Regions from separate parts of the Homo sapiens genome. Here region 1 is linked to region 2. A link is a loop called in an ENCODE intact Hi-C map of the cell type or tissue named here. Cell type or tissue: Calu3. All regions are shown on one strand. Each heading gives the region's core, and the rest is flanking DNA. Links, peaks and the distances in the headings are about the cores only. Region 1 overlaps MARCHF3 (membrane associated ring-CH-type finger 3). Region 2 overlaps MARCHF3 (membrane associated ring-CH-type finger 3).

Evidence for each region. Peaks named below come from ENCODE experiments on the same cell type or tissue, not always from the same donor. Only the 100,000 strongest peaks of a DNase experiment are listed, where the experiment ranks them.
Region 1: it touches region 2 in a loop (2.7-fold over the local background); 3 of 110 quality-filtered maps call a loop at or near these places.

Annotation. Positions count from the first base shown.
Region 1 is chr5:126,916,329-126,919,242 of GRCh38, forward strand. MARCHF3 (membrane associated ring-CH-type finger 3) reads right to left here. Exons shown (of 5, transcript NM_178450.5): 2 at 1,656-1,899. The coding sequence starts at 1,843. Among named protein-coding and RNA genes, the nearest start is that of MARCHF3, 110 kb to the right of the region's middle. In Calu3, for the core only: no CTCF peak of the experiment used is centred there; DNase peaks (open chromatin) are centred at 1,813 and 2,143.
Region 2 is chr5:127,002,585-127,005,498 of GRCh38, forward strand. The region is part of intron 1 of MARCHF3 (membrane associated ring-CH-type finger 3); the gene reads right to left. Among named protein-coding and RNA genes, the nearest start is that of MARCHF3, 27 kb to the right of the region's middle. In Calu3, for the core only: no CTCF peak of the experiment used is centred there; DNase peaks (open chromatin) are centred at 367 and 1,417.

The DNA.
Region 1 (2,914 bases), core at 279-2,778, 86 kb before region 2:
CCTCTCTGTATGCCTCCCAAAGATGACAGTGACCCAGGCACATGCCCATTCATCCTCCTGAACACTATCTTTGGTCCAAATGGAAATAGCCATGGAAGACTGCTGTTTCCCAAAGGCCTTTCTGAGAATGATCCTGGGAATGAGTGAAGGCCAAAAGGAGATCAAAAAAGGAAAGGATCTCCCTCCCACTAGCCTGAAAGGCCTACTTGTGCCCACGAGTGGGAAAAGAAAGCTGACAAGTTTTTTTTTAACTCATGATTCTGGGCCTCCTTCATTTACACTGAGCCTGTAAAACTCTGAAACCTGGTTTACAGTACCGCATGGTGGGAAAGCAGGTAAAAATACCTGACAGACAGACAGACAGACACACACACACACACACACACACACACACACACACACACAGAGGCTCACAGGTCTCAACCACATCAACCATAGCCTGCTCTTCCTGGTCAAGTGAGCTGTTTGATGCCTGCAAGGGTGAGTGGGGCACATCAGTCACCCAGTCTCAGTTCGCAGAGGACCGAAGATAGTCACTGCCTCATCCTGTTCTGAGTCCTAACCAATTGTTAAAAGTTCTCCAAGAGTCAGAAATTACATATTAAAGGTTTTTCTATTTTTTCCTTTGCACTAGCAGCACAGATTTTAAATGGAGGGCATATGAGCAGTGTTTACAACAGCATGGGAGTGTGATTCAGTGTCTGAGGGCCACCATGCCCAGGGTGGGATGCCACTGCACCAGAGGGGTTGACTGATCACTCAGACAGAGGTAAGAGAATAAGGTGTGAATGACTGGTCCTATGTTAGAGGTCAGAAGTGTCAGCACTGACACTAGGGGGCAAATCCAATGTTGATCCACCTTTTAAATGCATAGGTTAGAAGTCCCACTTAACCATTCTGAGAAAAAGCTGGAGAAGCCAAGGAGTTCCTATTAGCCTGGCAGCCCATAGCTCCCTATCCAACAAGAGCACAAGAGGAGACAAAGTGCTGGTCAGGATAAGTGGTCTCCAAGCTGCTCAGAGCCTGCACTCGGGCTTTAGTTCACCACTTGGGAAGGCTCAGGAGGTTTTCACAATAGCACTTCATAGGGTAGAGTGTGCGTGAAGGGTCAGGGATGGGGGACCATTGAGGCTGAAGGAGAGGACAGCAGAAGAGACCTCCAAGTGATAAGAAGACACCCACCCAGAAAGTAGCCCTGGACAGCGCTTCCATCAGGCAATGCCAGTCCACATGCACACCAAGAATGTCACTTCAAAAGTTTTGCCCACAAATCCAATCACTTTGACTCAGTCGCCTGAAATCAGATACCTTCTTAATCCTGTTCCAATAGGACCACCTTTGTTACCTACTGGAGACAACAAGAGAGCATAACAATGTCAAAATAACAACCCCGTATCTTGTGGGTTCCTTCCCCTCCTGGCTCTTTGTAAATATGATTTGAGGGGAAATCTTGATAAGGTGAATTTTAGCTTTATATCCTATTGCTATAGAAACGGCAATAACAGAACTCGTGTAGTCTTTTTTTTTTTTTTCCAGCACCTCCTCTCACCTGACACAAAGACCTGAGCACTAATTACATTCCCATTAGCATTTTCCATCTGACAAAGAGTTCTCTGGATCAATTACAGATTCATTTATTTTAATTGTGGTACTACCTCTGGGTGGCAAGAGTCCGCACTACTGTTGACAGCAGCTGCCCGTCCTTGGCTGAAACTTGCATGACATACTGCGGCTGCCCATTCACTAGGCTGCCACAATCCTCCACCGTCTTCACCACGGGTGCAGCTGAGCTGGTGCAGTCTGGCAGGACTTCGGGCAGGTGACTGCAGCGGCTGGTTGTCATGGTAACAGACAGCAATTACTCTGCTAATGGCTTCCACATTCATACAGGATTTCCATCTAAGAGAGATCAGAAAACAGTTTACTTGGGCAGGGTGGCTAATAGAAAATGGAGAATTATGGGCCACCAACATCATCATCATGTCATTATTTAATACAAATAACAGGGGTAGCCTAGATGTGGCACATTATCTTGTTACTGTTTAATACAAGTGCACACACACACACACACACAGAGCCCACAAGAAACAGCAGATATGGTATGAATAAGACAGCAAGCATGTCCGTGTATATAAACATTTAGCAGCCCTGCTTTCCACGAGGGGACAGAATGATGACTCTGAGGCCCAGATCTGAAGAGAAGATAAGCAGTTCCCTGCTCTGTGCTAGAGAAGCAATAAGTTTTTGTTGACACTCTCTAAAAGTTACTAAAATCATTATTAAAAACATTCAGAACTATTTTTTCTGGTAAGCAATTTATTCTACATGCAGCTTCATTCTGAGATACTAAGATTAAAAGGAGAGAGAAAGAAGGAAGGAAAATAAAAATGAATTTGGCCAAGTATTAATAGTATGTTCTAGGACAATATTTGCCAAACATGAATCACTCAATGACTGTACCACCTTTCGACTTTTGCCATATCTGTTGCATAATAAAATTTTCTACTCAATACATCTTGAAATTAACTTCCTTTAAAAATGGAACCTATTTTAGCTTTGTCTTCAAGTTATTCATGAAATGAGTTTAATGAGCTTTTATTTTCTAATGAACGTGACAATAAATACGTTAGCATGATGTCTTGTTTGTGTACTACCTAAAATGCAGATGTATATGCATCATCATAGGGAAACACATAGGAGAACGTGAGAAAATAATGAATGAGATCTCTATCACCAATTAAACATAATCCATTACAAATAAGGGCCTTACCTCCTAGGCACATGGTTTATCATATAAACCGTGAGGAATTCTGCTCCCAATCTGTGTGGTGCAGGCTTGGGTCATGACCTCAAGTTCAAAGCACTCAGACCCACTGGAGTGAGGAACTCCACTGGATTCAATAATAGGTCAGCA
Region 2 (2,914 bases), core at 191-2,690:
TCTGCATTGATTTAAAAATGCTTAGTTACGTTAGCATTCCAGTGCTGTATTGGCACTAAGTTCACCACATCAGAGGAAAAACTGTCAACAAGCCATTTTCCAGAGCCTGGACAACTTTGTCCTCTGGTGAAACAATATCACTGCAGAACGTTCAGAAAGTGGATGGCCATTAGCATCCCTTTGACATGTTTAACGTACCCAGATTCCAACCCCTTCTTGGAACATTTTTCAGGGCGGGTGAGCCCCCTTTCTACAAACACAGCTCCTTTCATAAATCAGACAATATTGAGGAGTTAAGACGAAATGAATTTCTACCGGGCCAAAACTTAGCTGTTACTACAATAGTGTACGCTGGCAGGAAACTGCCTGGAGGGAGCAATCGATAACCAGAGTGGAGAGGACAGGAAAGCAACAATCACAAGTCCCAGTGGACTAAGCAACTGGGGGACAGAGATTCTGTCATTTATCTCATTAGCCCCAGATCCTAGCAGGTGCCCAGCATTCACAAAACACTTGTTGAACTGACAGTTGAAAGAAAGAAAAAAGAAAAAAAAAAAAGCTCAGAGGTGGAAGCTTGGTAAGTGCGGTGTGAAACTAGAAAAATAAGGCTTTTGGCCGGGCGCGGTGGCTCACGCTTGTAATCCCAGCACTTTGGGAGGCCGAGGCGGGCGGAACACGAGGTCAGGAGATCAAGACCACAGTGAAAACCCGTCTCTACTAAAAATACAAAAAATTAGCCGGGCGTGGTGGTGGGCGCCTGTAGTCCCAGCTACTCGGAGAGGCTGAGGCAGGAGAAAGGCGTGAACCCGGGAGGCGGAGCTTGCAGTGAGCCGAGATCGCGCCACTGCACTCCAGCCTGGGCGACAGAGCGAGACTCCGTCTCAAAGGCCGGCGCGGTGGCTCACGCCTGTAATCCCAGCACTTTGGGAGGCCGAAGCGGGCGGATCACGAGGTCAGGAGATGGAGACCATCCTGTCTAACACGGTGAAACCCCGTCTCTACTAAAAATACAAAAATTAGCCGGGCACGGTTGCAGGCGCCTGTAATCCCAGCTACTCGGGAGGCTGAGGCAAGAGAATGGCGCGAACCCGGGAGGCGGAGCTTGCAGTGAGCCGAGATCGTGCCAGAGGAGTATACAACCTTGGTAGATGAGGAGTGAAGAGAAAAACTTACAAAAAGTGGATAGTGAATTATGTGTCATGAGAGGATCCCACAAAAACGTTACATTTGTCGTACACAGTTGTGCACAAATGTAATGTGGACACATTTGCACACACATGTGCACACAAACATGGTATGTACTAATGGGGAACTGGAACTTGACAGAACAATGAAGGGTGCAGGGTTCTGGGAGGGGCCCTGTTTGTTTTGGCCCCTGCTTGCAGCATGGGGAGTGGCTGAGGGAGGCTGGGGGCAGCCAGTGAGGGCAGACACCAGCTGCAGGTGGCACACAGGGTGTGGACATGTCCTGGGCAAGGCAGCTCCAGACACCCATCTGTATGGCTCTTTCTTTGTTCCACAGGAACAAATGAGCCCTTTCACAAATTCCAAAGGAGAGCCCGTCTAGTCCTATTTCCTAATAGAAACCAAAATTTACCTGACAATCCACCTTGTTTTTATTATCTATATATAGCAATGAATGATCTGCTCCCTATAAATAGGCTGCAAAACGGGGCTGTGCCTTTAGCAAACATTAAAGTGGAAATGGCCCTGACACAGATCAATAATGCTTGCCCATTTCCGTGTGCTGCTCTGTTTATTTTTAGCCCTTACACAGAGCCTGATACTTGTAGAAAAAAACTCCGTATCACCTTCAGGAATATTACCAATTAATGACGAAGGCAGAAATAGAATTTAAATTTACTTTATTCCTATCATTTCTTTTTTATAGGAATAAATTCAGACTTGGCATGAATTTGTTCTACTACCTCATTACATAGGTTCAGCCTTTGGGGAAGGAGATCATGAAGCTTATGAAATTCCATACCTCCTTTATTATTCCCTGTTTTCTTCTATTTGCCAATTTAGCTAAGAGTTCAGGTCTTTATCCCATGGGCAAAGAAGTACATGTAAATGCACATAAACTCAAAGAGAGAACTTTGCTCAGACATAGGAAGGAGTATGACCCCTCTCTCAACTTCCTTTACATGCACATCATCACTTAGTACATGAAGGAAACAGAGCTGCAAAACCCCAGTGAAGAGTGCCTTCATTGGTGCTCTTTGGCAATATAAAAGGCATATTAGAAAAAGCAGAGGGCACGAAAGCAAGTAACTGAGACCCAATTCACTACACGAGTTGCCTTACCATCTCTGTTTTTCCCATGGAGTCCAGCACAATGCCCTCACACAGCTGGTGTCAGCTGATGCTGGAGTTAAAAAAAAAAAAAGTTTTTCCTAAACACAAATCATATTGTGATTATTTGTTGAATACTAAAGTTCCCAGTGGACTTGTAAACTCCTTGAAAGTCCAGAAAAGAGTTCCGTCCTCATGTTTGCATCCTCAGTAACTAGACCAAAGCCTGGAATGACATACATGCTCAGAAAGTCTTTTTTTTTTTTTTTTTTTTTGAGATGGAGTCTTGCTCTGTCACTCAGGCTGGAATACAGTGGCACGATCTCAGCTCACTGCAACCTCCATCACCCGGGTTCAAGCAATTCTCCTGTCTCAGCCTCCGAGTAGGTGGGATTACAGGCACCCACCACCACGCCTAGCTAATTTTTATATTTTTAGTAGAGATGGGGTTTCACCATGTTGGCCAGGCTGGTCTTGAACTCCTGGTGTCAAGTGATCCACCCGCCTTGAACTCCCAAAGTGCTGGGATTACAGGTGTGAGCCAACACACCCAGCCAGGAAGTTTTGATTGAAAGATCAGATTATGTTACCACGTGATCCTGGGTAAGTCCCACAACTC